Linked DNA regions of Mus musculus: region 1 is linked to region 2. A link is a loop called in an ENCODE intact Hi-C map of the cell type or tissue named here. Cell type or tissue: heart. All regions are shown on one strand. Each heading gives the region's core, and the rest is flanking DNA. Links, peaks and the distances in the headings are about the cores only. Region 1 holds the start of Gm52263 (a long non-coding RNA gene). Region 2 holds the start of Hes1 (hes family bHLH transcription factor 1).

Region 1 (15,645 bases), core at 3,129-11,128, 180 kb before region 2:
AATGCTGAGAGAATTAGTTTTAAAACTTAAGCCGGAGCCAGGATGAGTAGAATGGAGCCCGGGAGCCATTGAATTCCCATCCACCAAATGAAACCAACTGTCTTACAAGGGTGCTTATCTCCTGTTCTCTTTGGAGGGAACACTGAGGGGCGAGACTCTGGCACTCTGGTGTGCCTTAGGGTCTTTACTCAGCCGTTGTGAGAAGGCCTGACCTGAAACCGTGCTCACTCCAGCTCTAGTCCCCCAAAGAAGAGAGTCTGCCCCACCCTTGGAGCTAGAGATGTGCTGATGGCCAAATACAGACCTGCAGTTCTGAGTTCTCTGATTCCCTATCAAAGGAGGATACAGAAAATGACAGAGGGGTCTGGATCCATGGACTGAGAGCGGATGGATCTCTGTGAGCTCTAGTGAGACCTTCACTCAAAAGAGAAGGAGAAGGAGAAGAAGGAGAAGGAGAAGGAGAAGGAGAAGGAGAAGGAGAAGGAGGAGAAGGAGAAGGAGAAGGAGAAGGAGAAGGAGAAGGAGAAGGAGAAGGAGAGGGAGAGGGAGAGGGAGAGGGAGAGGGAGGGGGAGGGGGAGGGGGAGGGGGAGGAGAAAAAGGAAGAGAACGGTGGAGGAGGAGGAAGAAAAATAATTGAGGAAGACAGTTCTTCTAACCTTCACATACAGACATGCATGCACATGTGTGAGCATGCATGCACACAGACTCACACACACAAACACACACACAAAGAGAGAGAGAGAGACTCGTCAGATGATATGCCTTTACTTTTAGAGTAACTGTTCTTAAGCCTTAAATTAAATTAGAAAAGCTGTTCTTGATCATTATGTGTCTTAGTTTGTCTTTTATCGATGTGATGAATCAGCATGACAGGAAGCAACTTGGAAGGGAAAGGGTTTGCTTCCTTCACTTCAGAGCTTTACTGTCGGTAACTGAGGAGAGTCAGGGCATGAACTCAAGGCAGGGAGCTGGAGGCAGGAGCTGATGCAGAGGGCACAGAGCAGCATTGCTTACTGGCTTGCTCCTTGTGGCTTGCTCATCCTGCATCCTTATCCAGCCCAGCCCCACCTGCCCAGGGTAGCACCACCCACAGTGAGCTGGACCCGCCCACGTCAATCATCCATCAATTGGATGATTGGATGGAGATGTTTTCTCAATTGAGATTCCTTTCAACAGTGTCAAGCTGACAAAAACTAACCAGGACACCACGTTTATGTACTCACAGAAGAAAAAAAAAATGGTTCAGAAAGGAATTAGGTTTTGACTTAAGCACATCTGAGTTTCTGTTTACCTCTGTCTCTGCTTCTACCGCTTACAAAGCAAGTCCTAGACAGCTCACTGTTGTGAGCAGAGATGTGTTCGCCATGACAGCTGTGATGTTTTGACACAGGGCTGGAGGTACAGCTGTTGTTCCAGTGCTCTCAGAGCAAGCCTGAGATCCTGTGCTCTAGCCCCAGGGACCCAGCCATTGAAATGCAATGACTTTTCTCCTGGGACTGCCTAAGACTGAAAGAGTTTGTCAGGTCTCTGACACTGCGAGATTCTGGTTTTTTTTTCTCCTTTCTTTCTTTCTTTCTTTCTTTCTTTCGTTCTTTCGTTCTTTCGTTCTTTCGTTCTTTCGTTCTTTCTTCCTTTCTTCCTTTCTTCCTTTCTTCCTTTCTTCCTTTCTTCCTTTCTTCCTTTCTTCCTTTCTTCCTTTCTTTCTTTCTTTCTTTCTTCCTTTCTTCCTTTCTTCCTTTCTTCCTTTCTTCCCTTCTTCCTTTCTTCCTTCCTTCCTTCCTTTCTTCCGTTCTTTCGTTCTTTCGTTCTTTCGTTCTTTCTTCCTTCCTTTCTTCCTTCCTTCCTTTCTTTCTTTCTTTCTTTCTTTCTTTCTTTCTTTCTTTCTCTCTTCCTTCCTTCCTTTCTTTCTTTCTTTTTTTCTCTCTTTCGTTTTTAAAAAAAAAGTCCAAAAATATATCAAATGGAAAATGCACATGATGGATTTATGTCTTTGAGACAGGGTCTCTCTATGTGGTCCTGGAACTCACTATGTAAACCAGGCTGGCCTTGAACTCACAGAGATCCTCCAGTGAGCCATGCGTGGTGACTGTTAAAGTATGTATTCATGAAGCAAATCTCCTTCATTAAACTAATCGATCACATACAAAGCATGGGTGCTATTGGCACCCTCAGATCTAACCTCTCAACCCTTTCACTCTCCATCCCCAGTGTTTGAGTGACTGCGACCCCATCCGTGGAAGGGGGAAGGTTATCCACACAAACAAAAAAAATCTTTTTTTATTCCATACAATAAAAAAAAAATTGCTGGCAGAGAAGAGATGGATTCAGAAGGTGCAGAGAGGAACATACACACACACACACACACACACACACACACACACACACCTGTATTTAAGAGGGTAGGCATGTGATGTACATCCTGCAGTGACTTTTCCCATTGCCATGACAAAGGGTCTAACCAAGGCAACATAGAAAGGAAAGGTGTATTTGGCTCACAGCTCCAGCTCCATGGTACAGCCACCAAAGCTGGGACATCATGGCAGCAGAAGAATGAGGCCCTGACCACGATGCATCTGTAGCCGGGAAGCACAGGGAGACCAATTATCATTCTGCTTTCTTTTTCTCTTTATTCAGTCTGAGCCCCCAGCACATGACGCAGTGTTACCCGAATTTAGGTGGGTCTTCCTCTCCTAGTCCACAGTGAAGGTTAGTGTGAGTTGTCAGTTTTATCACCCTGAAGACTGGCTCTGGTCATAGCTGGAGGGGATTGCCTTGATTACGGTTCCGTGAATGGAGGTGGGATAACCCAGTCACTGTGGTCAGAACCATTCCCTGTTGGAATCCAGGACTGTATAAATTGAGAGAATTAAATAGCAGCATGCATGCATTCCTTTCTGCTTTGACTGTGTGTGTGCCTGCGATGGGATCAGCTGCATGAAGCTTCTGCTGTCTTGGCCTCCCCACGACTGCTCCTGAACTATGTGCCAGAATGAATCCTCGGTCCCTGAAGTTGCTCTTTAAGAGCATTTCAGACCAGCAATAAGGAAAGCAACAAAGATATTGATGCCATCTAGAAATCTTCCCCACAGACATGCCCCAAGGCTTCACTCCTGGATTGTTCCAGATCCTCTTAAGCTGACAATCCATCTTCAACATCCCCTTCCCAAAGGAGCTGTGTGGTTTCCTTCTGCATGTTTCCAGCCATGGGATTTGAAGAAAACGCTCATTGCCTCTGTTTCTTAATGGAGACGAGCTAACCCAGGTCCTGTCTTCCACATTCTCTCACCAAGCACATTTTACTGACACTTGGCGCCTGCCACAGACACACCAAGAGCTTATGAGGCTGGGAGTAAACTCAGGCTTAGACTTTGTCCCAGTGGCTTTCCCTTGCTGGAATAAAACACCACAGCGCAAAGCAACTTGTGGCGGAAAGGGGTTATTTCTTCTTAGCATACATCATGAAGGGAAGTCAGGACAGAAACTCAAGGCAGGAACCTGGAGGCAGGATAAGCCATGGAGGGGTGCCGCTTACTAGTTTGTTCCTCTTGCCTTGTTCAACCTGCTTTCTTATATAACCCAGGACTGCCTGTCCCGGGGTTACACTGCCCACAGTGGGCAGGGTCCTTCCTTGTGAACCATTAATCAAGGAAATGACCCACAGACTTGCTTCCAGGCAATCTGATGGGGGGAAATTTTCTCTACTGAAGTTCCCTCTTCCTAGATGACTCTAGCTTGTGTCAACGGGGGAAACAAAGCAAAACCATCACACACTTTATGGCCTCTTAGCCAAACCTCCAAGACTCTGATTCCCCAGAAGTTCCTGGAGAGGAAGTAATGAGGGCAAAAGGCATGAGTTTTGAAGTCACTGCAACAATTAAGAATATCACTGGCACCAGGTGATGGTGGCACATGCCTTTTATCCCTGCTCTGAGGACACAGAGGCAGGTGGATCTCTGCGAATTAGTTCAAGACCAGCCAGGTCTGCAAAGTGAGATCCAAGACAGTCAAGGATACACAGGAACACTGTCTCAAAACAAAACAAAACAAAACAAAACAAAACAAAACAAAACAAAACAAAACGAACAACAATAAAGAATATAATTGGCTATGGGGAGCCAGAGCCACCCATGGAATATGTTTTTTCGTTTGTTTGTTTTTATTTTATTTTGTGTTGGCCAGTGTACCTCTGAACTCTGGAAAATTGGCTCTAGAAAATAAGCCAGGACCTTCATAGACATGAAGAGACAATGTAGTTGGGTTAGAAGAGGGCAACCTGCCCACTGACCGGTAGACTGAAGAGCTCAGAGCTGGAAGTCAAAAAGGTCCTAGCAGAGACCTGAGTAACTCGGCAAAGTTATCTGAGCCTCAGTTGCCTCCTCTATAAAATGGGATGAATTCTTTCACTGTTGTCAGACCAAAGACACTAATTGACAGTCTAGCAGTCTACAGCTGCCACACTTCCTACCATAAGCAGCCCCTCCCCCGTGCCTTGAAGAAGGTTTTCTCAGCAGCCCCTGATTCCAGGTGGGCATGGAAAACAACCACCCGAGAAAAGCCGACCTGCCCAATATGCTCAACCTTGACTTTACAGAAACCACAGGAGCTGTACTTGAAATGTGCCCAGAGGAGACAGTGCTGTGGTACCGGCTGTGAAGACCGGAACATCAGGCTCAGAGACAAGTATGTTCGGATGATTTACAGAGCATGAAGAATGTTAAGCAGGTATCAGCAGTTGCAAAGGGACAGTTGATGACAGCACATGGCACGTACCTTGTTTCTGTCTTCAGTTAAGGAGCACCAGGCTCAAGCCAGGGGCCCTCAGGCTGATTCTGCCCTTTCCTGGCTCTGGGTCTCTGTCTGTCTGTCCATCACAAGATGAAGGGACAAGTGGATTTTGAATGACTCCTACCCCCCTTCCTATCCCCAACTCCTGACAGGCTGAACTGTTCCAGAAATCAGTTTAGTCTTCTCCAGTCTGTTCATGCAGGGAGCCTGACTTCAGAAATGTCATTGATGAAGTGAGTCTGGGGAGTGGCCCGAGAACTGAATTTCTAAACGTTACGCCTTGGCCAGATGCTTTAATCTGCCTACAGGCAGGCAAAAGTGGCATTGGTAGGATGCCAGGGTAATGACTGAGTCGGGTCAGCTTTCTGCTTCCTCTGCCCACGGGAAGGCTTTGCAAAGGGGCCCGGATCAGAGCCACATGGGAAAGGTCTCAGAGGGTGAGAATCCCAAGCAAGACGACCATTCCCAGGCACAGCGCAGGGCACACTGTACTTGTTGGAATGTAGAGTAGGCTCCTGCCACCGATAGTTCCCAGAGCGTAGAGTGGTTTAAATTCCACAGAAGGGTTGGCGAGATGGCTCGGTGGTTAAGAGCACTGGCTGCTCTTCCAGAGGACAGGGGATTCAATTCCCAGCAACCACATTGCAGCGGACAACTGTTAACTCCAGGTCCAGGTGACCCAACCTCTCACGCTGACATACATGTAGGTAAAACACCAATGCACATAAAATAAAAAATAAATTTAAAAAATTCCAGTTTTTTTTTTTTTTAATGTGTACATACAGGAAGGGTGGGACTGTCTCAACTCCTTGTGTGACAATTTTCAGCTGGCTGGACCCTGCTGCTTTTAACTTTGGGCTGCAAGTTGTTGGATCTCCTCCTATGCACACCTTTTTTTTTTCTGCTGTCACCTGGTGACATCTAACTTGAAGAAGGCCTAGACAGTCTAGTTGTATGTCCAGGAAACCAAAGCCATTGTGTATGCTAGGGAACTGCTGGATACTTCCGCTACAGTGTGATTCATCATTCCCCCAAACACTGTTTCTGGACACCTCTGAAGGAGACGCCACCAGTAGCCCCCCACGCAGAGCACACAAGGAAGAAAAGGAGTTGCTGTTATCTGGGAGTGGCCTCTGAGGTTCTTTTTTTTTTTCCTGGAAGCCAGCTTCACTCTAAAGAAGTAACAAAGAAACCAGAACCCCACTGTGAAAAGGGGCCTCCACCTCTCCCACTGTGGCTTGCAAGGAAGCAGACATGAAGGTTAGGAGTGACTGACTCCCACAGACAAGTCTCAGGCCTCCCAGTGTGAAGTGTGGAAAGCCCCTGGCTTGCCCTAGCATTGCCCACAAGCATGGGTGCCTCCTCCAGCCCCATCTCAGATCTTCTCTCTGGCAGGCACCGATGCACAGACTCTTCACACTGCCTGACACCTCGGCTCTGTGCCCGACCTGTGGGCCACTTTAGGCTGGCGCTGCTGGTAGGGAGCTTGAGCCTGGCCCAGCCCAGTGGCTTTGAAGGGATTTCATCACCCCGACTGTGACTTGGCCAAGCGCCTGGGAGACTGTGGAGCATCGTGGCCCCAGGCTATCTGCTTTCACTGGGAGAGGCCCTCCTCTCTGAATAGAAGAAAACCTGGATGAGGCTGGGTTCCCCATCCCTGCAACCTAAGAACTACCCCCAGGACCGAGCCATCTACCTTCACCCTACTTTCCCAAGAGACAGAGACAAGATGAAGGGCCAGAAAATTAACACGGGGACAACTTGTTAATGATTTTATTGCAGGTTAAATAAAATGTCACAAATAAAACTACAGGAGACCTTTTTTAACCTTACCGGCTGTAAATACTCATTAACTCAATTACTATCAGCAATTAAGGCCAGTTTGGGAACAGTGGCCTGAGACAAAAAAGACATTATCATCCTGGGAAATGAATCCAGAATAAAGGGAATTTATTCCACCTTGGCTAATGAGCAGCTGTATAGGGATGGAAATGAAGGCCTTTGCCTCGGAATTGCTTTTGACCGTTGGGGGGTTGGGGGGGGTAGAGAAAAGGTTCGGCTCTACGTAAAGCTCTTGGAAGGACATTAGGGACATTGTTACAATGCAAATGAGGAAGGCCGTTGTGTTTGGGTGGTTTATGGGTTTAGTAAAAGGAGTAACATTTCAATTAGTGGGGAAGGAATGAGAACCTGCCTCAAAGAGGCTTAATTGGCGACTTGGCATTCCCAGGGGACTTTGAAGTAGCACCCGAGCAGGCAGTTTTCAGAAATGGGTGGAGAATAGAATACAGCAACTTAGGTCCCAGGCTGGGGATGCTGGAGGCAGATGGAGATGCTGTGAAGGTACCATCCACAGCACTAAGCAGATGCCAGCCACATGCAAGTGCCAGCTTTAGCTCTTGGGGCTCCCGGATGGTGTCCCCCATGCCACCTCACCCAGCTCCCCTGACGTCTCCAGGAAACCATCTGGCTTCAAGGGCTGTAACCCTAACCTCACCACTATGGAATTCCTTTTTTTTTCCCCCCTCCTCAAGAATCCCTTTTGCTTTGAATTGAATTCCTGACTGCACAGGGTTATGGGGGAGGGTGTACTATGGCAAATGAAGTGTAGTGGTGTGTGTGTGTGTGTGTGTGTGCGCACATGTGTGCATCTCTGTGTGGGTATGTTTGTGTGTGTGATCACACAGATACAAGTAGGTTCAAAGTCGGCAGGATCTGAAGACTGAGAATTCAGTGCAAATTCCTCTCCTTTAAATAGGTGGTACTGAGGGCTCTTTTCAACCTGAGAGACTACAAAGGTACCTGACCCGTGAGATGCCTTGATGGTTTCTCTCTCGCTGTGGCATCCATCTCCATGAGCTTGTCTATGTGGCTTGTCTATACGGCTCACATAGCCAGCCATCTTGACTAAGCTAAGGCTTTCTTTTCTTTTTTCTGTCTTCCTTCCTTCCTTCCTTCCTTCCTTCCTTCCTTCCTTCCTTCCTTCCCTCCTTCCTTCCTTTGTTCCTGTCTTTTGTATGTGTTGTTGTTTCTTTGTTTGCTTTTCGAACAGGGTCTCTCTGTAGCTCTGGCTGTTTTGGAATCTGGCCTCTAACTCAAAGGTCCAGCTGCCTCTGCCTCCTGAGTGCTGGGATTAAAGGCACGCAGCACCCTATCTAGTGAGGTTGGATTTCTTGCTCGAGCCCCTCATAGATGATGCCAAACCTTTCCTCCACTCCTGAGGAACTATGTTATGTTATGTTATGTTATGTTATGTTATGTTATGTTATGTATGTATTTATTTATTTAATGAATATGAGCACTCTATCTGCATGTACATCTGCAGGCCAGAAGAAGTCATCAGAACACATTACAGATGGTTGTAAGCCACCATGTGATTGCTGGGAATTGAACTCGGGACCTCTGGTCGAACAGGCGGTGCTCTTATCGACTGAGCCATCTCTCCCTCCCCCAGAGGAGCTATTTCTAAAAGTTTACAGAATTATTTGAAATGAAGTTTGAAGGGATAAGAGAGAGGAGCTTCCCAAGGCCCAGGCTCCTCATCGGAGCAAGTCCCCCAGGCTCTGGGACACAGAGGATGGACCCATAACTCTTTGATTATTTTACTTGAAGGAAGACCAGTTAATCCCCCACCCAGGTCAGCAGCTATAAATGTTGACAAGATTTTGCTTGAGGCCTTATTAAGAATCTCTAAAAGCTATTGTCTCCAAACACACAGAGCCAGGCTTCCTCTTTCCATCTCTCTTCTTCCGTGGGTGGCTTCTTCTGGAACGCTGGCTCGTAGCCCTGGAGCCTGTGGTTTGGGGATTGCTGTTAGCCAAATACAACAGGGCTTGGAGAATTTGCTTTGGGTCTCAAATGGGTAAGGACTCACCCTCTGAGTAAAGCTACTGCCTCGGCCCATCTCAGCTGATGGCTTGCTACCTTCCAAGTGACCCCTCTTATCACCTTCACCCTGGCTGTTACAGAGAGCAACCACACCAACCAAACCTCTTCCCCTCTGCTGCTTTAGAGTCCTGACTGGTAGAAAATGTGGCAGCTGCATACACCCAATTTGGGCCTTCAGCAGCCTCAATGACACCCCAATTCATCGTGCTACCATGAGGGGTACAGAGCCAGACACAGGAATGAGAAACTCCTCATTCCTGTCATGAGTAGAAAGGAGATGGTATATTAGCCACTGAGTGCCCTTCTTCCTCCCAACACCTCAGGGAACGGTGCTCACAGGCTTCCCTCTCCCTCCAGCATTCAGAGTGCCCTCCTTGCCTCTTCCTGGAGTTACCCAGTGTTCTGGAATAGAGGATGCCACCCTGTAGCCTCCTCTCGGAAAGATCAGGATGTAAGAAAAATGCATCAGACCGTCTAGGGACCTGGAGAGGAGATTTAAAAATTCCTCATCAGTTTTGCTGCTTGGAAGTTGCTTCTGGAACATACAGGGGGAAAGAGTGAGTAACTGCTGAAGGCTTGAGAAATGAGCCGGTCTAGAAGGTGCTCACACCCCACACTTGGACTGCTCCAGGAAAGCAATCACAGAAAACATGGCAAAGCAGAGACACGGAACTTATTTACAAAAAAAAAAAAAAAAAAAAAAAAAAAAAAGAAAAGGAAGGAAGAAAGAAACAAAGAAAGGAGGGAGGGAGGGAGGGAGGGAGGGAGGGAAGGAAGCAAGCAAGCAAGGAAGGAAGGAAGCAAGGAAGGAAGGAAGGAAGCAAGGAAGGAAGGAAGCAAGGAAGGAAGGAAGGAAGCAAGGAAGGAAGGAAGGAGGAAGGAAGGAAGGAAGCAAGGAAGGAAGGAAGGAAGCAAGGAAGGAAGGAAGGATCAAAGGAAGAAGGGACAAAGCTGAATTACTTCCCTACATACTTTTCCCAAACCAAAGTACAAAAAGCCAGCTGTGAGCTGCTTCTGTGTGACACAGGAAGTACCACAGACCCGACTCTCAAATCTGATGATAAGGGACTGGAGGGCTAGGAGTGTAGCTGGGGGTGATGGTGTGCTTGCTTGACATGCACTGAGGCCCCAGGTTCAATCCCCAACACTGCCAGGCTCCTGGTTCTTTGTGATGACACAAAAAGATGAGTTTCTCCTGGTACCTAGTAGCTCTTTACCACAGCCTTTGGAGAGCTGTCTGTGCATGTGTGACCATAATGTAAGTAAGAAAATTTTCCTTACTTGAAAACTTCATCTGCCTCTTACCTAAAAAGTGTCAAGATACACTTTCAAAACAAACGCCTCAGCCAGTCTCCACACTGTAGTCTAAAGCAGGAATCAAGCCCAATAAGGGTGCGCTAGGACTTAAAGCCATTCTTCTAATAGCAGGCTCAGTATGACAGTAGTTTTGAGACCAGACTGGTGTACACAGTGGGTTCTAGAATGTTCAGTCAGGGTCACTTATTGAGACCCCGTCTCAACAAACAAAAAGTGCATACCAGATCACTCCATCTCTCTGACTGAAACTCTCCGGGGGCTCCCATGCCCACTGGAGGAAGCTCACTGGTATAGGTAGACACTTTGCTGAACCGGGTAGATGGAGCTGCCTAGAAGAGGTTCAGACCAGCTGAGCCACTGGGAAGGACATCCTCTGTCCTGTTGAGCTGCCTCCGAGCTGAGCAGCCCAAGCCAAGTTTCCAGCTTTCTCTTATCTCTGTGCTCATTTCCTGCTTCGGGATTTATGAATCACCAATAGGAGGCTCTTCATAGTTTCCTGCACACACTATAGGACTTTTCTCTCTTTCTGTCTTCTGCTTGCTGGGACCCTCTGGCAGGTACCCAAGCTGTGTCTCTGGAAAGCTCTCTCTAGAGCTAAGCACATCTCAACTGCCTGACTGTTCTCCTATAAGCCCTGGGCAAGTTTCTGTGTCTGCCATTTAGAATTCTATGAGTGAGATGTCCATTCATGTCTGCTACTGTGCTTTTAAACAAAACCAAAGTTTCCCATATGCAGAAATATTTTTAAATCTTACTATTATAATTTGTTCAGTGCTTTCAAATTTGGAAGAAGCTACTAGTTTTGAGAAGAAAGATCAGGTTCCGTTCATCTTTGCAATGTGGGCACCAAGTATAATAGTTGGCGCATAGGTGTGGATCTACCAAATGTCAGTTGAACAACTCAATAAATGATGGTTTTTCTCTCATGGACCTACTTACATTTTCTACCAATCCCTGATTTTCCTAAATTGCCCAACAAGACAATTCAGGATTGTTTGTCTAGGATTTGAGGTACTGAGTTCTGAATGATAAGGGTTGTGAGAAAATGTTAGTGTCTGAGAGAGGAACCTTGGGGAGACACTGACTCCTTCCTATACCTGGTGTGTAACTGACTTTTCCTGGGGAAACCTCCCCCCCCTCTCTCTCTCACACACACACACACATACACACACACACACACACACACACACACACACACACACACACACACAACTTCTCCCCACCACCACTTTCCTCACACACATACACCAGCCTACTTACCCTAGGTAGTAAGCCCATGACAGACCACCAAGTCCAACTTAATGAGCCAGGAGTTTCATTGGAGTTACATATAAGAATATGGGTGAGGGGTTACTCACAGGACCAAGAATCATTCAACGTCAGCTGCATCACCAAAGCTCACCACAGCCTTGGTGGCAGCTTACAGAGCTGGGAATGTGGAGCACCCTGCACAGCCTGCAGGCAGCTCAACAGGTCAGAGTGTCCTTTCCAGGTGGTCCAGTCTATGTAAACCTCTTCCAGATAACTTGGCTGGTTTCTGTTTCTTGTTTACAGCGTATCTTATTTAAGACTCTTCTCTGCATTTTGGCTTGTCTGAAGGTGACTGTTCCTTGGCTTTACTGTTTATAAATTCTTGGGGGGTGGGTACCTAGTAAATCTACTCAGTTTCAGGGATTTCCTGAAGCTATTTTGAGTTGTTTACTTCCTGTCCCGATGAGCTTTTCTGCAGGATTGGGCATTTCGGTCTTGAGGAAACTGCTACACAAGACCTGGTGTACACATTGGTAACATCCAAAGCCTGGGAAAAATTTAAAGTCAGAGACTTCTTCATACATGGAAAATTACCGTCATTGGCGTCACTGTCAGTCATGGCATTGAAATTAGTTTGGGACAAATAAAGAGGTCACTGGAGAGCAAGAGGTGTTTGTCTCTTCTATGCTCAGCTCCTGCTGCCAGGTATCAGAGTGGTCTTAAGTCACAGAGAGCACTCTATCCAGGCCCCAAGGGCCTATTATTGTAGCATGTGTACCATGGAGTAGGTGTTCCCTAAACCTTAGTATCCCAATTCCCACTTTTCCCACAGGAAATAAAACTTCCCATTTAGTTAGCACCTATTGTGTGCCAGGCACTGCGATTTGTAAGTGTATACATGAGCACATTTCTTCTGTGTAGATGCTCACTTAAGTAAATGATATCTTATTTTACAGAGCAACCTGAGTAGCCAACTGTGGGGTTTGAAGACACCACCAGCCCTCGGAAAGGATGTTCTGACCATCCCTCCAGTCAGCAGCCTGGTTAATGTTCACCAGCATCTGGTGCATTCCCAGGCTCGAGGAGAGGCACAAAGGTATGCTTCTCCAAAGCCCAGGCCTCTGTAAAGTCACTAGGGCTCCCTATCCCTCAGATGTCTCTGTTTACAGTGTATTCACCAGCCTACCCAGTGCTCAGGTCCAATGTGTACCTGGCCCTGATACTATTCCCTAATTCAATAAGTATTGATAACCATCACCATGATGGAGAAGAACCAAGTGTGGGAAACTCTGAGCCCTTTGGGTTTGGTACCAACAGAAGGAAATATGAGTCAACGAACCAGAACATTCTAGAATGTTTAGTTCAAGCCACCCATGGACGGAAGTGCCCAGGACACACACATTTTCCTGAGACATATGTATTTGTCCCAAATAAAAGCTAGCTTAAAAATTAATCCAAATTACAACGCTGCTTCTCTTTGCTTTTTAGGGGCAGGAGACCCTTCGCATACCATTTACTTCAACACTATTGTGTTTCTTCTGAGCTTTGAAACTCAAGACCTGCTTTGATGGATATTAGTGGAACGTGCTTTCCTGTCTCCCTAATGAACTTTCACTTGGAAAACACCCCCAAACATAGATGCAAGACTGTAGCCGCATCTTGTTCAAAGCACAGGGAGACCCTCTGTGCTGGTCCCTCGTCTCTGGTCCACCCCAGAGGAGTAATCAGCCAAGAAGCACACATGGGATCATTTACAGTTTTGCTTTCAAGCTCCCTGGCCCTTTCAGATTGTGTTTACGTGGTCAAAGCCTTCAGCCCAGCCAGGGTGGGCTTCCTGACAGCCTCATCTTGCTGACTCTGACTGGGACTTAAACCCGGCTAATCTGTGGGAAGTGAGTGATGGGGGGCAGGGGTTGCTCCTTGTTGAGACTCCTGGTAAGGAGAAGCTGGGCAAGTCCCCATAAAGAAGCAGATTTCTTCAGAGTTCTTCAAGGGACCCTTCAGCTCATATACTTGGAAACCAGAACAGCTGCCCTGAAATAATTACCAGCTAAAAAAGGAAAATCTACCTCAAGTGAAAAAACAGCTCAGCAACGGGACAAAGAACTTCTTTAGTGGCACTGTTCTTTGAAAGACAAACAAACATCAAAACAAACCTTTAACTGTCCTTTAGGGAAGAACTCTAAAATAAAACCAATACCATTTTTTAAAGTATTATTAATTATGTGTTTAAAAAAACTATAAAGAAAACAGGTGGACAAGAAAATTTGAAACCATTATATGTGCCTTTGTTGATTTGCGTGTTTTCCTTCAGTGGTGTTTCCTTGGGGAGAGATTAGTTACAGTAACGAGGTGTAACAAAAATGTGTGAAGCTGGACAGTTTACAGTCATCAGATGCAACTGTCCACCAAATTCTCAGAATGGAGCAAACCGAGCCCCAGGAAAGCTATGTCTTCTAGCTCAGCCAACTGCTGCTGATAGCAAGACTCTGCTTTTGACTATCTGCTTCTTCATCTACCAAGCAGACCTTGTTCCTCATGGACCTGTTCTGAGAATCAAACCAGGCCAGGAAGGTGCCACCTCCCAGGCTCCTGAGACTCCACTGGCCATCATAGGCGCACGAACCTTAGAAGCAGAGGTCCTCCTTGATGGAGCAGCTGCAGGTCAAGTGTCACTGAGCACACCTTAGACCAAGGGTTCAGAACTCTCACCTGAGCTTCTGCTGGCTCATGTTGTTGACCCACAGCCCCCTTCTCTCTCTCTCTGTGTCTCCATATGGACTCTTCTCCATCTTCTTAAGTGGTAACTCTTTCCTAAGCCTTCTCTGGCTCTTCTCCCCAGACAACAATGACAGCAACTCCCCTGAGTCAGCTCTTCATTCCTTGTAACTCCCTGTAATATTTGTCTACTTTCTACTTCCATATGTGAAAAGACTGCATCCACCTACCCTCCCATACACAAATGGACACACATACATATACACACACATGCATACACATACATTTTGCATACACACATACTCATGCACACACACACAAACATATGCACACATAAACACACATACATACATGCATATATATATACACATACAGATATACAAACATACACATACACACACACACATACACACACAGTCAATTATGTCTCAGAACACAAACAGGCATGGCACCTTGTGGCCAGTGGAACCTTGTTTTCTGTTTAAGAAATTGGAGTTCTTATTTTCACATTCTTCATCCACATTTGAGTTTAAAAGCAACGACATACAGACTCTGCATCACATCGTACCATGTTCATCAAGCTTTGAACGTATCACACGTGGGTTCTTATATGCAATTCTGTGGTCCTTACAAAGCGAGGGCTGCCTGCAAGTATAAACAAGAAACATATAACAAAAAGGGGAAACAAACAGAAAGGCCAGCCAGCCATGAGGCTAAAACTCAGGTCTTATAACCCTGGCAGAACACAGATGTGCCAGTGTCAGGGTGGGAGGGCCTGTGGTGACTGGCGGCCACATGGTTCCCATGTCAGAACACTTGGAGAGGCCTATGGGAGACTGAGAAGGACCGCCATGTCTGAAACAAGAGGCAGTCTGACAAACGCAGCCTGATTGCTGAAAGCTGGTCATTTCTAGAATGCTTTAGTATCTTCTGATGAAAAGAAGACAGGACCTTTGTAGACTACACAACTCTTATAAATGCCTTAAAGCCCCTAGAACCACTGGAACCTCAGAGTCAGTGGAGTCCTGACACTTCCCACAGTGAGCACAGAGAGACTCGAGAAATGATGCATTTTAAGCACTAATGAACCACGAGACTGCTCAGCAAATCTGTTTCAAAGCAAAAATGTTGTGTTTGCGTAGTCCCAACGGAAAAGGGCACAGATAAACAAGAACAAAAAACAGAGCATGCTTATCGACACAAGTCTGGGTAACTTGATAAGGAGCCATGCTGTCTGGTAGTGCTGAAGCAGGGGCACTGTTGGGGCACCAGAAAGTAGGACCTAGGGAAACCCGGTGGTTCTGCAACTATGCTTACAGAGGCTTCAAAGAAATGGCTATGTACGGCTTTGGCTCCCAGCATCTAGACCAAGGTTAAGGTGAGGTCAGAGTCACATTAAGATAAAATGAGATGGAATGAGCTGGGGCTGTGGGATCTGCACTCCAGCTTCGCTTCCCAGCTGGGGCCCATGGCAGGTTCACTGACTTCCCTGAGACTCATTCTTATTGATTCAGAGGGGAGAAAAGCCACCCTTGGTGAGTGGGAATTGATACTTACCGCTCTAAAGCCACCCCCTGCAGGAGCACCAGCCTCAAGCAAGGGACAACTCCTCTTACTTCCATTTCTTCACCAGCAAAAATGGGACTTCTAAGCTTTGCCATTTTCAGGGTGGTTACACAGATTAA
Region 2 (15,645 bases), core at 2,914-10,913:
CAAGTCTAACACCCTCGTGCCAGTTCACAACAGTCTGTAACTTCAGTCCCAGGAGATTTAAGGACACCATGCACCCATGTGGTACACAGACACACATTCAGACAAACACCCATACATGGAAAATGCTGCTGCTGCTGCTGCTGATGGTGATGATGATGATGATGATGATGATGCGGATGCTGATGCTGATGATGGTGATGAACTGAAGCAGGCTGATACACATTTTTAAAAAAAAAGCCAAAACAGGCTATGAGTGGTAGAGTATCTGCTTAGCAAGCCAAAGGTTCTGAGTTCTATCCCCAGCACACAACAACAACAACAACAAAAACAACAAAAACCAAACATGTCTGAGGAAGCAGTGGGGCTGAGGTGTAGTTGGGTGGTCCAGCACTGGGCCACTGTAACTCCCTGTTCTCGCTCCCTCCCTGCTAGTTCACTAGGGCCTCCTGAGGGTTTTAGAGCTTGCAGGCAAAGTCCTGCCTCTGCACCTGCTCAGTCTAGATAGAGAGCTGTTCCCTGGGTGTTTTAGGGAACGCCTTCTCTATGAGGCCAGAGCATACAGTTTGAGTCTGCAGCCTCTCCCACCTGATTTCTCTGTGTGGTTCTTGTAATCCTTTAATGTCATGACTCTGTCATCCTGCAGGCTCTCTCAGAGCAAGTGTCCTTTGCTGGCCCCTCCTTCAGGCGGTCTTCCACAGTGCTACACTAATTCCCTACCCCCACCCCCACCCCCGCCCCCGGAGCCTCCCTAGAATAAAGACACGAGATTCTCAAGTAGCCTAGAGAGGTGGCTCCAGTGTGCAAAGTGTCTGCTATACAAGCGTTCGGGCCTGAGTCGGGGTCCCCATCACCCGTGTCAAAAGCCTGTACATACCTCTAATCCCAGCACTGGGAGGCAGAGACAGAAGGCTCCCAGAGGCTCACTAGTGACCCAGTCTAGCTGAATTGTCATGCTCCAGGTTTAGTGAGAGAACCCGTCTAAAAAAAAAAATACAGCTGAAAGCTCTAGAGAACGATCACCCAACCTTGACCTTTGGCCTCTACATGCACACGAACACATGCGCACACAAAACACACAGAGACAAGAAAAGGACTAGCATCTCTTGCAGACGAGTGGCAAGTTGCGATGACTGTACAAGCCATGAGAACTGGTGAAGACTGCCTCAGATCTGTCCACAAGCAATAGAGAACGTCAGCAACACTCAAGCCCCCGTCTGGGGCGTTCCTCACAGTACTGCTCTGAGTTAGGAAACAGCGGGACCCACATGGGTTTGGGTTCCTAAGAGGGTGTTATTCCTCCGTTTCCGGTCAAAGCACTTGGCATGTTTGGGTGTTATTGTATCTCCCCCCTTCGTTTATTGTCTCAGGGTAAACACCTGTGATTCCTAAATGCCTGAAGAGTGAATCAGTATCCGCCTGTTCAAACCAGCAGAGGCCACATCAAACAATGGCCCAGGAGCTAGTATTAATCATTAAATAGGCACATAGATGAATACACAATCAAGGGAGCCATTTTTCCACCTCTCTTTCTCTCTCTCTCTCTCTCTCTCTCTCTCTCTCTCTCTCTCTCTCTCTGTGTGTGTGTGTGTGTGTGTCTTTCTCTCTCTCTCTCTCCCCTCCCTTCCCCCTCTCTGTCTCCCTGCCCCCACCTCAAGTTAACAAAGCATAAAGTTTGTCTTTGACCTGTTCAGAAAATAACTGCACTTTCGTAACTATTCGAGACTTGTCAGGTTCAAGGCTCACAGGGCAGATACTCAGGTGGGAGAGGGCTCCCTCCTTGGGGCCTCTGCCAGCTATTGAATAATGATGGCCTAAGAATTTCATGGAACACCTGCCTTCTTAATATTCACACACTTAAAGAAAAATGGACCTTCTCAGCCAGGGCTGGCAGATACAAGTGCCTGAGGTGGGATTGCTGCGCTGTAGCCACACCAGGGAGCAAAGTGACCAATGGTGACAGGGACGTCCCAAGCACACCAGCTCTATCAAAGATAAAGCCAATTCCAGCGGATGATGCCGAATGCACAGTTATCAGTGAGCCCCTCTCTCCTTCTATGGTGTCCTATGTGTGCTAAATTAAAGCTTCTTGGCCAAAAGCTGGGGCTCGAGCTTGACATGGGGTCACATGTCTATAATCCCACCACTTAAAGAGTAGAAGGTGGAAGGATTTGGAGCCCAAGGCCAGTTTGGGCTTCATGTAACCCTATCACAACAACAACAGCAACAATGAACAACAATAACGAACAAACTGAAGCTCATTCCTCAAGGGGCAGTGGATGGAGGGCATCACCTCCATCCATCACCCACAGGTGCCAAGCATGAATCGTGTCTCACTTCCCTTCAGAAGGCCTGGAGATGGCTGAATGAGCAGGTGAACAAGCGATCTAGTACAGTCATGAGTCCCAGGTTATGCTGGTCTTGCTGACTACTAAGAACAGCGCTGCCTCTTGTCCCCGGTGTGCCCCAGCTGAGACCACCCACACAGACAAGGAGCCAGCCAGAAAGGTCTTGGATATTTATCTTATCCACCAATCTTACTTTCCTAAGTAAGTCTGGGGCTTTGTTTCTTTGCTTGAGCATCTTTCTGGAGTCCTGGGTCCCCCGTCCCTTGAGCTGGGCAAGGTGGGAGAAGGACACCCCATACCCTGGCCCACAGTCTTTCAGACGCTCTTAGCACCATGCATACGGTTCCTCTCTGTGAGCCCAGGCTCACTGCAAAGAAGTCAAGGCCACACCAAGCTCTGCACCCTATCTGCCAGCAAATAAGCGCTAGCCAACCCTCCTCCCTGGAAAAACAGCAGAGGCAGATCATCTTTAAAGCTTTCTCCTGGCTGCAGAGCTGTGATTCATTTAACCAGGTTGAAGCTTCTGTTCTATCAAATATGGGCATGGACCAACTCATTATAGTGCTTCTCCATCTATTTCTTTGACAATATTAACATTCTGTGAATGTTTTTAGATGAATGGAAGTACTTTAGTTATCAGAAATACACATATAGGAAAAATGAAAGCATCTAAACATGTACATTATATTTGCAAGTTATTTTAAGTATTATATATACATATATATATGCATATATTACATATGTTAAAATATGCTAATACATAATACATACATATATCTATAATACCTATATTACATACAAGTATATATTATGTATACTATGAATTACATATAATATATCATTATTATATATTAGTATATGTTAGTATATTACATAAATAAATAGATAAGATATTATATAGATAAATATATGTTTGAATATACAATATATAGTATATTATAAAATATATTTTATATATTTATATAGAAATATATATTTATATATTATATACAGTTGTATGTTTTCTATTTGTGTTTGTGTGTGTAAGAAAATTGAATTACTATGAATTACTATGTCACACAGCTAGAAATCACCTAAGTTCCAACTTGAACTCAGGCAGCCTGTCTCCTAAGGAAGTCAGCCTTGCAGGTACTCTGCTCGCCCGATTTTCCTGAGCACATACACAGTCTATGCCCAACATTCCTAATGCGAGTAATCATCGGGCCAATCAAACCTCAGCTGGAGATCACTCGCCACTCCCAGAGGAAGGCTCTATTTAAATAGCAGGACATTGCCCCTGTGACTTTACAGCCTCCTTTATCACTCGGCACCATAAAACCACAGGTGTGTTGGGCTGCTCTATAAAAACAGGTGTTCTGTGTGCCCCAGTCACACTTCACCCAGTGTGTCGGGATAGGATTACTATCTACTTCTTGACTGCACAGAATCTCCCACGAGGAGCTGGCAGGAAAAGAGAAGCAGGACGGTAGGGGACGCAAGAAGTAGGGTCTCAGCTCCCAGGCATCTGCTGCCCTTGTGCATGGCCTGGGTGAGGGCCCACTGGGGTCACCTGTCCCAGCTGCCCTTCTCGTTTTCTCTGCCAGTCTTCCAGGAGGATGCCTGGCCTACCCACTGGCACTTTTACCCTTTCTATCTGCGTTGCCATGATGGGACCTGCCTGCTTAAATCTTACTTATTAACTTTACAAAGATATGGCAGGCTGCGATTACAGGAGAATTGTTTGAGAGTGCAGTATCTCGCTCCTTCCCACGTACCTTACCCTGGGAATTGCTTTGTACCTGCACATTGCTGTGTGCTGGTGTGTGTTTAATAACCATCAATAAAGATAGGCCTGGGAAAACACGGACAGACACAGATTCCTCAGGAAACGAGTATCCAGGAGGGTGCTGGCTGCCCACAGGTGATCACTGGGCGTGGTCAAAGGTAAACCCACCCCTCTGACTAAGCAGTTAAAAGTTTGGAAAGTAAGTGTGGCCTGAGGATCCCTTAACTGCCCATACAACTGATCTCCTTAAATCGAAGCTGATTCCTGTGTTTATGATCCAGATATCAGAGTGTCTACTCTGCAGGAGGTTATTTCCCAAATAGCTCATTTACTAGAGAATCAAGGGAAATTGGGAGTGTGAGATGCAGCTTAGCATATATAGCTTAACTGTACACTGCTTGCCTAGGGAGCACCTGGTTCCAATTCTTGGCACCATACACACACACACACACACACACACACACACACACACACAAATAATAATTAAGTAAATAAATAATGAAATGAACATTCAATAATAATAAAATAGAGGAAGTGTGTGTGTGTCGGGTGGCATTTCTGAACTATGAACTTGGAATGTCACCATTCCAAACAGATGAATAACATTTGTATAGTGGGAAGATATGGAAGTAACTGTCGAATAGATACATAACTCTGACTCCCGCATACTAGGTGCTCAAAAAGTTTGTTGTGCAGAATTAATCAACTAACCAGAAATGGAAAAATCTAACCTTCACTCTATTCACAGTCAACAGCATTCATTAGAAACAAGGCAAACTGACTAGGAGCCTTCCACCAAGGCAACAGACCAGTCCAGAAACCAAGTCGCTGGCTGTCCCCAGCAGCAGGCCTTTGAGAGTAACTGAGGAGGGTATAGATCATGCAGGACAGTACTTGAACTTGGGTACTTGGTTCCTAAGTGACTGTGGGAGCCTGCTGAGATTAAGGCCCAGCTGGATATTTGTGCAAGTCACACAGTGCCTGGCAACCTCCTCCAGGAGCTAACAACATACTTGATCAAGAGGCCTCTCCTGTGAGGTCAGGCCAGCTTGGCATGCGCCAGCATGTTTCCAGAGAGCTCATTTTCCATGGGCCTTCTAGGATAGCAGCCAAGATTGGCCCTGTTGCAGTTCAGTCCCACAAAAGGAAAAACTCAGTTCATACTCCACACAATGTCCACATACTGAGCAACCCCAAGGGGACCCAAAATAGTCTCCACCACACCCACAGAAGTTGAAGGGATGACAGAGATTAAAGTTTGGTCCTGAGTCTCCCTTTGTCCTGAACCATCCCGTGACCTCTCGGGAACCTCTTCCCCCCATGCGGACCCCAGAGCAGGATGCAGTCTCTCCACCCCATTCCCTGGCGCCATGAAAACCCACTTCCATTCTGTGAGATTTGATCTATGACTACAGTGCTACAGACCACACAGGGCAGATGACTAACCACTGAGAAAGGGAACAAGTTCTAGAATTCTTTCAAGGAACCTCAGTGGGAAAGCCGATGTCACGTTCTAAGATCTTCCGAGGGAGACTATAGCAGACAGTTGTGCCATCTCCCTGGACTCTCTTCCTGAACTGTTCTCTAAGTTCAGCATCCCAAAGGAAAATATATAGTTCACACACAAGCATCATCTCTCAGCAACTTGGGAAATCATTATTTGTCTTACCCATCCCTTGGATAAATGTGGTATTAGCCCAAAGCTCAAGCAAGGTCTCTCTCTCTGTGTGTTCTCTCCCCTAAAGTCATGTTTCTGAGAGAAAAACTTAGCATCTGAAGATTCAAATTCCAGGGACAGAACTATTCTCTCTCCCCATCTTCCTGTCCCAGCAATGGTTCTCAACCTTACAACGCTGTGACCCTTTAATACAGATCCTTGTGTTGAGGTCACTCCTAACCATAAAATTATTTCATTGCTACTTCATAACTGTAATTTTGCTAGTTATGAGTCATCATGTAAATATGTAGGGTATCTGATATGCAACCCCATGAAAGGGTTGACTGACCCCCTAGAGCAGTCTCTACCCACAGGTTGGGAGCCATTGTTTTAGTGCATAAAGATTAACCCTAAGAGAGAAGGCCAAGTGGCTTGGCTTAGCTTGGATGGCTGGGAGGGGCCAGGCTGCCTGTACTTGTGGCTCCTTTCTGTCTCCTGGAACTGAGGAGTCAAGATTCCTTCCCTCACAGAGAAGACAGGATGATAAGCAAACCTGGGCAAGACAGTCCAGAAAACTCAGGGATGTCTGTTAAAAGCTCCATGCTTCAGATTACCCAAGGTGCACCGCAGCAGGGCCTCTTCCTCCTCAGCTGAAATACCGGGTAATGCAGTGACCCAAAGTGTTCTTCTCCTATAGAGAGGGTAGGGCGAGTTTCTAGATCGAAAGGTGGAGAGCCTGAGGCTGGTCCAGGATTGGCTACTCCTTCTCTAGAGAGGCAACCACGGACTTGTACAAGCCATTTCCTCCTGGCCTGTTTCCTCACTTGTTACATGAACGAAGAATCTCTTTCCGTGGTGCCTGGAGCCTGTGGCTTCCTATAATCTGAGATAAACTGGAGGATGGAGCGGAGCAGAGGAGATTGAAAATATGTTGTATGTATTCACCCATTACACACACACACATACACACACACACACACACACACACACACACACACCCTGCTGAGGTACTGGGAGTGGTATGTAAGGTCTCATATATGCTAGACAGGGCCTCCTAAGACTAAGCTGTATCCCCAGCCCTCGACTTTCTGAGACACGATCTAAGTTACCAAGGCTGGTCTTGAACTCTTTAACTCGGGTGGGTCTTGACCTTGTAATCTTCCAGCCTCAGAGGGATTTATAGACCAGCATCACCAGGCCCAGCGCATATCATATCCATTCTTGAATTTTACTCAATTGATTTTTCTGGGCAGTTATATTTATTTTGGTTTTGATTTTTAGAGAGACTTCGGGTCTGATGTCACCATTTGAGTGGCTTATCTGCAAGCCACATAATTTCAGGTCGTGGGTTTTGAGGGCCCTAGCTTCACCCCCACATTCCTAACCTTCCCAGAGCCCTTGAGCCTGTCCTCACATGCCTCAGTCATTAACCCAGCTGGAACCTTTCTTGCCCTCAGTCCTGAGGTAGCATCCCATGGTGCCTGGAAATGCCTTCCCCACCTCTGAGCCTTCAGGCTTACCTCACAGAAGTCTCACTGAGGGTTAGGCTATTGGCTATGAGCACAGTTAGGGCCTCCTGAGTCCCCCATGCCTCAGCCAAGTGGGAGAGTTGAGCAGACCGTGGGCACCCCACCCCCACCCTGCTGAGGAAGGTCTTCTTGGCAGCCACCCTCCTCCAGAGCCCATTAGGGAAGTGCACATTCCCTTGGTCTCGCTGGCTCCAGTGAGTGTTAGGGGGCGGGGGAGCATTACAGGCTATTAGCCAATGTTGAAAGCCTCTGTTTTCCACCCCCTCCCGACTTCTCTTAGCACCGTCTGGGCTTGGCCAGGAATCAAGCCTTTTTTTTTTTTTTTGTTCAGAAGTGGCGACTTATTTTTATCAAAGATGGAATGCAGTCTCGCAGTTGTTTCCAGTGCCTCTGCATGGCAACCAAACTCTTGTTCCAAGCATTCCCGAACCTGCTTTTCCCAGTAGACATCTCTCTCCTTTCTCCATCTAAATGCTGGCCAGGGATCAGCTTAGGTTTCTGGGGTTGCAGAAATTAAGACTCATTATTAATATCTCTACTTTAAAATACAGGCCCTGGCTGGTGACCGGAACTCTGTAAATCCCACCCTAAAACAACCTGAGGGCCACAGTACTACCGAAGTGGGTAAGCCTGGGCTATGCCTCCTCCACCCCCCACAACTCACCCCTTGCCTCAAGGCTTACATTGCTGTATTTCCTCCAGCTAGCCCTTCCCTCTCTGGAGGTTAGGGTGCCCACTAGGAGGCACAGATTGCCTAAACCTTTCTGACCCCAAAATCTGGGGGTCATCCTTGGGTAAGAAGGTGAGGCACTTGTTCGTTTGAGACATATTTATTAGATAGACACAAAGGGGACATAAAGACATATAGAGGAACAATTTCGAATTCATTTTGAGGGTTATGAGAAGTTCTCTTTGGGGATTCTGTGATGAGCTCAAAGACTCTTATCTAAGAAGACATCATGATGACGATGGTGATGATGATTTCAGTAAAGGATACTGATGCCAGATGCCATCTAAATGCCTGCCTGAGATCAGGCTAAAAAAGAGGCCACAGGAAAATGATCTCCAGCTTCCTTCTTGCCCCCGGTCTCGCCAGGAGGCACCCACAGACAAACATGCAAGTACAGGATGCCTGGAATGTCAAATGTGTTTCTGGACACTCCCAGCTGCAAGGAGCTAGCTGGCTGCCACCCCAGGGGAAAGGCAAACACGTCTCTTCTCTCCTAGGCTTTATTTTTCTCACGGTGTCTGAAAGGGCTGTGATCAGGTGATATGTGTAGGGCTGCTCCCAGTACAGGTGCGGGGCAGGTAGGAGGGGAGGTGAGCGATCCACCCCGCCCAGTGTGTGCTTACTCTGAGCTCTTTCAATAGCCCTACCAGGAGAGCTCTTGGCAAGGCAGCAACCTCCATCTCTGGCAGGCTGCAGGGAATCCGAGTGTGAGAAAGTCAGTCATGCGAGGGAGAAAGAAAAAAAAGCTTTGAGTCCTCGGGCAAAATACCACCACCACCACCCCTCCCTAGCTCTAAACCAAACCCACAAAACAGTCCCAAAAACCGAGTGGGGAAAGGGGAGTCTCTCCCAGGCTACAGATACTTGTTTTATGCTTTAAAAGCCAACAGGTGATAAAGCAAGACAGAGAAGTCAGACCCTCACGGGTGGTGGGTTACACTGGGGACAGGCAGGGAGAAGCCCCCGTTACAACTGATTACTGGGCACAAAGCAGTGTTTAAGATTCTGTTTTATTGACACCATAATGGGAGCCAAAAGACCTCCACTCAAAACATCCCCACTGAGGCACAGGACTCCGTCTTCCTCCTGCTTTGGGAGTAGGGGAAGATATGACTGAAAAACATTCCTTGGAACTTTTCAAGTCGAAAAAGCCTTTCTGGATATTGAGTTCACTGCCCTCGTTGGCGTTGGTGGGTGGACAGCACCAATTTGACAAACCTTCTCTGTCCAGAGTAAGAGACTAAAACCTCATCTATGGGGTCTGTCTGCAAAGCGACCTTGTTCTTGAATACTTAGCAGAGTCAAGACTCAGGACCTCCATGGCTTCTTAACACTATTTCAAGAGGGCAGTGCAGAGGCACAAACATATACATAATGTTTGATCACATGGGTCTGCTGTCCCTCTACTTAGAACTGTGTATGTGAAGTCAGTTGCTCACTCTAGCGGGTAAATGTTCTAAAGTGACAGTTAAGGAGTTGTGGTTAACTCCCTGACCCATGGGACAGCATGAGGCTGCACTGGGAGACCCTATGTGACTTATTCATCCTCCACACACTTTCTTGGTTTGCCAGGAACCAAAGCCCAAGAGGCAATAGAATCAGACTAGAGAAACGTTAGAAGGGACGATGGTATCCTAGGTTGGGGCATGAGGGCTTAAGAGCAGACAGCAGTCAAAGTCATAACAGACCTTATTGCCTAAGAAGGGTCTTGGAGGGAACCTGGAGAGGGGGTAAACGCCCCCACCCCACCCACTGGGAGAATGTTGTTGTTGAGGGTTTTTGTTTTGTTTTGTTTTGTTTTTTAAATAGCTTTCAAAGAAGCCTAAGAAGGTTATTGGGGTTGAAAAGAAGGTAACCCCACCTTTCACCTAAAGGATTTTCAAACATACAGGAAAACCCCACTGTTTAAAAAGCAACCGATTTTCTTTCAGCAGCCACTACTTTCCCATCTGTTTAGGACATGAAAGGAGTGCCCAAACTCATTGGTCCAGGTTGCAGGGTAACAAAGAAGGCATTGTTTATCATTTCTTCAAACAAGATAGGGACCGGCCCACTCTGCAGCATATATATATTCTCTCTCTCTCTCTCTCCCTCTCCCTCTCTCTCCCTCTCTCCCCAAAAGGCAAGTCAAACACTGAGGTAAAGGTTTATCTGCAAACTCTGGGGAGGGCTGTCCTGGCGGGTAGAAGAGAGGCTTAGAAGATAAAAATGGTTAGAAGCCTGTGAAATAATAGACAACAGCTCGCCCAGGGCAAACAAGTTTCTAACTCAAGTCAGTGGAGTGTGTGGTTAGTGGTCAGGTAACCTGAACCAAGTAGGTAGCATGTCAGCCTACCTGTGCCACTTAGGAGCCCTCTCTACTAGTCTGATTCCCTTAGATGGCCTGTGTCTCCAAGCCCTGCAGTCCGCTCTTGACACTTTCCTCAGGGTCACCTAAGGAGAGCCCTGATGTCTTTTCTCCACTGCGAACCTCCTTTGTGGCTCTTCATTGTCTTAAGGGAAGGTTCAGAGTCCTTCATAAAGCAGGATGCCCAAGGGTCTTGTGTGTGGTGATCTCAAATTTCTTACATGTCCATTTACACCCGCTGTGAGTGTTCTATAACTGAGGACATCAGGTTCTGTGCCTTAAACGCCATCGGTAGCTCCCTTCCTCTCCATCCCCATGACTCAGCATATTTCCAACACCTCAGCCATATTTTTCTGAGGTACAGAATACAGATCCTCTCCACCAGTAGCCCTACTAGAAGCTTAACGTATGACTAATTGTTCTGGATTCTCTACATCCTTTTACTTCTGTCTACTGCCTCTTTTAAAGGCACTCCCAGGGGAATCTTGTGGGGAATCTATAGATGGCAGCCATACCACACAGATACCTGGCAACGAGCTTTCTAAAGGCACTGTTAATGAACTACACCCGATGAAGGCTTCATGACCTAAAGGCACCCCTCCGGATTCAACCCCCCGCAACACGATCTAAGCCCCCAAAGGGAAAAACAGAATCCCCAAGCATTGTCCAGAAAGCCCGGTTCTGTGCGCCCCTGCAGTAGGTTGGAGAATAAATACTCCGTGGGAGCGGCCACTCTATCTCTCATCGTGGTAATCCCAGGGTTTAACAGTGTCTGGCGTTCCATCACAAAGGGGGGTGGGGGGGGCTTGCCCAAGGTCATGCAGTCAAGGAAGCACCACCTCGTCCGGGACCAGAGCTGGAGAAATCTTTCACATGATCTCAGTGGGAGGTTGGGGGAGGGGACGAAGGGACGAGCCGGTGCGCCTTGTGTGCCAGGCCTCCCGGACGCGGGAAAGACTGGGGGCGGGGATCAAACAACGCGCTGGGATCCCGAGCTGCCCCGAGTTCACGGCGGCGGGAAAACTGAGGGGTCTGGGGCACCCGGGTGGAGGCCAGGGCAGGCAGGAGGGAGGCAGGCAGCCGCCCGGGCAGTGCGCACCGCCCGCGCCGCGCGGCAAATCCCCCAGGGAGGCCGCCGCCAGAGCCCTGGCGCTCCCGGCCCGGCGCCCGCCACGTGGCACCCGGCGGCGGCGGCGACTCCCGGCGCGCAGCCCCGGCCAGCCGGCAGCACGCAGCCGCCCGTCTCTTCCCAGCCGTCCGCCGGCAGCCTCCTGGACGCAGCGAGGGACCCGGGGAAGGGGCGGGCGGCAGCGAAGCCGCTGGAACCGCAAGCCGCCGAGCGGAGGCAGGAGGCTGACCCGGCCGCTTCCTAAGTGCGGTCAGGCATCTCGTGACCGCGGCGGGCGCCCGGACCCCTCCCCCGCCGCAGTCACCCGGGTGGTTTCGGCCACGCTCAGATCCCCAAGCCCGGAGTCCCGGCGGGCTGGGGGTGGGGGGTGGCGATGGGGGGTGGGGACGGGGAAGGGGGCCCACGAATTCCCCGATCGCCACCCTTGGGCGTGCGCTCCCTGCCCGGAAGGATTGACCTTGGCCGGGGCGGGGGAAGGGAGGCCAGCGCGGGGGCTCAGCTTTCGGGCCGCCGCCCCCGCGGATTCCTGGCTCGCCCGGGCCGGAGGAGGGGGCCCCGGACACACGGACGCACGCACACACCCCACACGCAGCGCGCGCCAATGAGCCCTGGCCAGGCGCAGGGGGCGGGGTTTTCCCAGGCTCGAGCACAGCAGCTGCTATTTACCTTCTTGGCTTCTCCCGGGGACCAGAGGCGGCCCCCGCTCCCTCCCGGCCGGCCGCCGCCGGCCCCCGCCTCCCTGCCCCCGGGGCGCGCGCACACACACTCACACACGCACGCACACACACACATCCTCTGGGCCCCGGCCGCAGCCGCGGCGGCAATAAAACATCCTGGCACGTGCTCCGACTCCAGGCGCGCCCTCGCCGGCCGGCTGATGTCAAACTGCAGCTCGGCTGGTGGAGCTCTTAAAGGGCTCGCGCGCGGGGCGCCGAGGCCGCCTTGGCCGCCCGCGGGGTGAGGAGGGGAGAGCCCCGACTCCCTTGCCCGCCGTCTATCCGTATTGCCAACTGGGAGCCTGCGGGGAGAAAGGTAGAGAGAGTGGCGGAGGAACGAGCGCGCCCCTCCTGTCGCATTGCTATCAAAGCCCCCCTTGTTCATTTTTTTTTTCGTTTGAAATTCCATTTCCTTTCTGCCCAGTAGGAAATTATTCTGATTGTTTTCTGGAGAAGCGTGAGGTCCAAGGTTGCAATTCCAAGAGAGGAATGAATGGGCTAGAGGGAGACAAGCATCCAAAAGACACCTTGCTCCGAAAACCCTGGCTGTGAAGGCATTTGGGGGGACGGTAAGGGCATGTTTAGCGTGTGGGGTTTAGTATCTCCCCAACCTCATGAGCAGTTTTGACTCCCCTAAACATACAGAGTTCGAGCGGGAATTCCGGAAGACATTAGAGTAACACATCCTCTTTACCTTGTTCCCTCCTTTTTTCAATCACTAAATTTTGTCTTGGCCTATATCTGTTCAAAATATTTTTCAAATGAACTTATTATACAAAGTAGTTATATTGCATGCAGCAAGAACAATAAAAACCAAAGGCCTGGCCACAAAAGAAATAGACTAGACTAAAACTAAGCAAAGCCCAGAGGAAAGAGTTAGCAAAGGGTTAAAATCCTTTTGATTGACGTTGTAGCCTCCGGTGCCCCGGGCTCAGGCGCGCGCCATTGGCCGCCAGACCTTGTGCCTAGCGGCCAATGGGGGGGCGCAGTCCACGAGCGGTGCCGCGTGTCTCTTCCTCCCATTGGCTGAAAGTTACTGTGGGAAAGAAAGTTTGGGAAGTTTCACACGAGCCGTTCGCGTGCAGTCCCAGATATATATAGAGGCCGCCAGGGCCTGCGGATCACACAGGATCTGGAGCTGGTGCTGATAACAGCGGAATCCCCTGTCTACCTCTCTCCTTGGTCCTGGAATAGTGCTACCGATCACTAAGTAGCCCTAAGACATAATAAACCTTCAACTGCTCAGTAGTTTTTCTTATGAAAGTCAAGTAAAAGGACGTAAGCAAAAAAAAATTATTTTTTTTTTGCGTGAAGGATTCCAAAAATAAAATTCTCTGGGGACTGAGAAGAAAAAAAAAAAAAAAACGAAAATGCCAGCTGATATAATGGAGAAAAATTCCTCCTCCCCGGTGGCTGCTACCCCAGCCAGTGTCAACACGACACCGGACAAACCAAAGACGGCCTCTGAGCACAGAAAGGTAAGACAGTACCTGCGTCTAGAAATTAAGTGGGTTGTGCACAGCGGGACTCCTTTTACTTTTCTCTTAAAACCTCGGGGTGAAATGGCAGATCCCGTGGGAACTCAGGACCTCTTTTCTCCCCCTTTGCAGTCATCAAAGCCTATCATGGAGAAGAGGCGAAGGGCAAGAATAAATGAAAGTCTAAGCCAACTGAAAACACTGATTTTGGATGCACTTAAGAAAGATGTAAGTGAGCAATGCTTTTTTTTATTTTTAATTACGAATGGAATGGCATTTCCCAGGCACAAAGAACTAAGCTCTTAGCCTGCTGCATGTGGATCTTACCCCGCCAGCACTACGTTCCCACTGGCGGGAGAGAGGCCGCCGGGCCCTGGGATGTGGGACATGCGGGCGGGGACCTTCAGAACTCGGAGGCAGCTGACAAGGAGGACTGACTTTCATCCCTTGTTTTTTCTGCGCAGAGCTCCCGGCATTCCAAGCTAGAGAAGGCAGACATTCTGGAAATGACTGTGAAGCACCTCCGGAACCTGCAGCGGGCGCAGATGACCGGTAAGGACCGCGCGTGCGTCCCCTCTCTGCGGGTGTCCCTCTCGGCCCGCGGTGATTTCTTCCAGACTTCCGCCCGCGGTTGTGAGAGGCATTCAGCTACATTTTACTGCCTTGGCTCACTCCGCGTTCCCACGGTCTGGGTCTTATTTATAGCCACAGCTCCCAAGTTGTTACTGCTCCGGAAATGGAGGGAGAGGCTGTAGCCGAGAAGGGTGGTGGGCAGCTTGGCTGTGGTAGAAGCCGGTGAGGGCGAAAGGACGTAAGACTGAGGAAGTTTGGGGCTGGATAGAAGGTAGGGGTCAGTGGTTTAGCACCGGTCCAACCCCTGCCGCAGGAGGGGAAGTGGGGTTTGGAAGGCGCCTTGGGTGGCATTGTCCAAGGTCAGGTCGCGCGCGGGACTAGGGGTGGCAGATCTGGAGCTGAGATCGGTTTAGATGGAGGGAGTGTCCTGGCTTATGTCCCCAACCTAGGGAGAAGGAGCTGGCTGTTCTTAGCCTACCCAACCCTCCCAACCCCAGGTGGTTCCGGAGGCGCGCTGCGGGGACCTCCCAGGGCGGGAGGCTGTATGGCTCCGGGGCCAGGGCTTTTCGGTGACCCATCTTTTCTCCTTCTGGCCTGCAGCCGCGCTCAGCACAGACCCGAGCGTGTTGGGGAAATACCGCGCCGGCTTCAGCGAGTGCATGAACGAGGTGACCCGCTTCCTGTCCACGTGTGAGGGCGTTAACACCGAGGTGCGCACTCGGCTGCTGGGCCACCTGGCCAACTGCATGACCCAGATCAACGCCATGACCTACCCCGGGCAGGCGCACCCCGCCTTGCAGGCGCCGCCGCCGCCGCCCCCGTCAGGACCTGCCGGTCCCCAGCACGCGCCATTCGCGCCGCCGCCGCCGCCGCTTGTGCCCATCCCCGGGGGCGCGGCGCCCCCTCCCGGCAGCGCACCCTGCAAGTTGGGCAGCCAGGCTGGAGAGGCTGCCAAGGTTTTTGGCGGCTTCCAAGTGGTGCCGGCTCCTGACGGCCAATTTGCCTTTCTCATCCCCAACGGGGCCTTCGCTCACAGCGGCCCGGTCATCCCGGTCTACACCAGCAACAGTGGGACCTCGGTGGGTCCTAACGCAGTGTCACCTTCCAGTGGCTCCTCGCTCACTTCGGACTCCATGTGGAGACCGTGGCGGAACTGAGAGCCTCAGGCCACTGCTACCCGTAAAGTCCCTAGCCCACCTCTCTCTTCTGACGGACACTAAAAACGAACTTGGATTTTAGGAGAGACTTTTATAATTTGGTGGTTATTTTGTTGCTTTTTTTAATTCTAAAAAGTTACTTTTTGTAGAGAGCTGTATTAAGTGACTGACCATGCACTGCATTTGTATATATTTTATATGTTCATATTGGATTGCGCC

Evidence for each region. A loop is a pair of places that touch in the nucleus more often than their neighbours do. Peaks named below come from ENCODE experiments on the same cell type or tissue, not always from the same donor. Only the 100,000 strongest peaks of a DNase experiment are listed, where the experiment ranks them.
Region 1: a loop joins it to region 2, with 2.6 times the contacts of the local background. A loop is called at or near these places in 5 of 42 quality-filtered maps.

The regions. Positions count from the first base shown.
Region 1 is chr16:29,876,518-29,892,162 of GRCm38, forward strand. It overlaps Gm52263 (a long non-coding RNA gene), which reads left to right and starts at 12,149. Exons shown (of 2, transcript XR_003951965.1): 1 at 12,149-12,338; 2 at 12,731-13,453. In heart, for the core only: CTCF peaks have their summits at 10,436 and 10,636; DNase peaks (open chromatin) are centred at 5,184, 6,204, 8,604 and 10,404; H3K27ac peaks cover 4,855 bases.
Region 2 is chr16:30,052,003-30,067,647 of GRCm38, forward strand. It overlaps Hes1 (hes family bHLH transcription factor 1), which reads left to right and starts at 13,355. Exons shown (of 4, transcript NM_008235.2): 1 at 13,355-13,696; 2 at 13,829-13,924; 3 at 14,161-14,248; 4 at 14,870-15,645. The coding sequence starts at 13,589. The coding sequence ends at 15,426. In heart, for the core only: no CTCF peak of the experiment used is centred there; DNase peaks (open chromatin) are centred at 5,159, 7,519, 8,579 and 10,489; H3K4me3 peaks cover 1,929 bases; H3K27ac peaks cover 4,833 bases; H3K27me3 peaks cover 466 bases.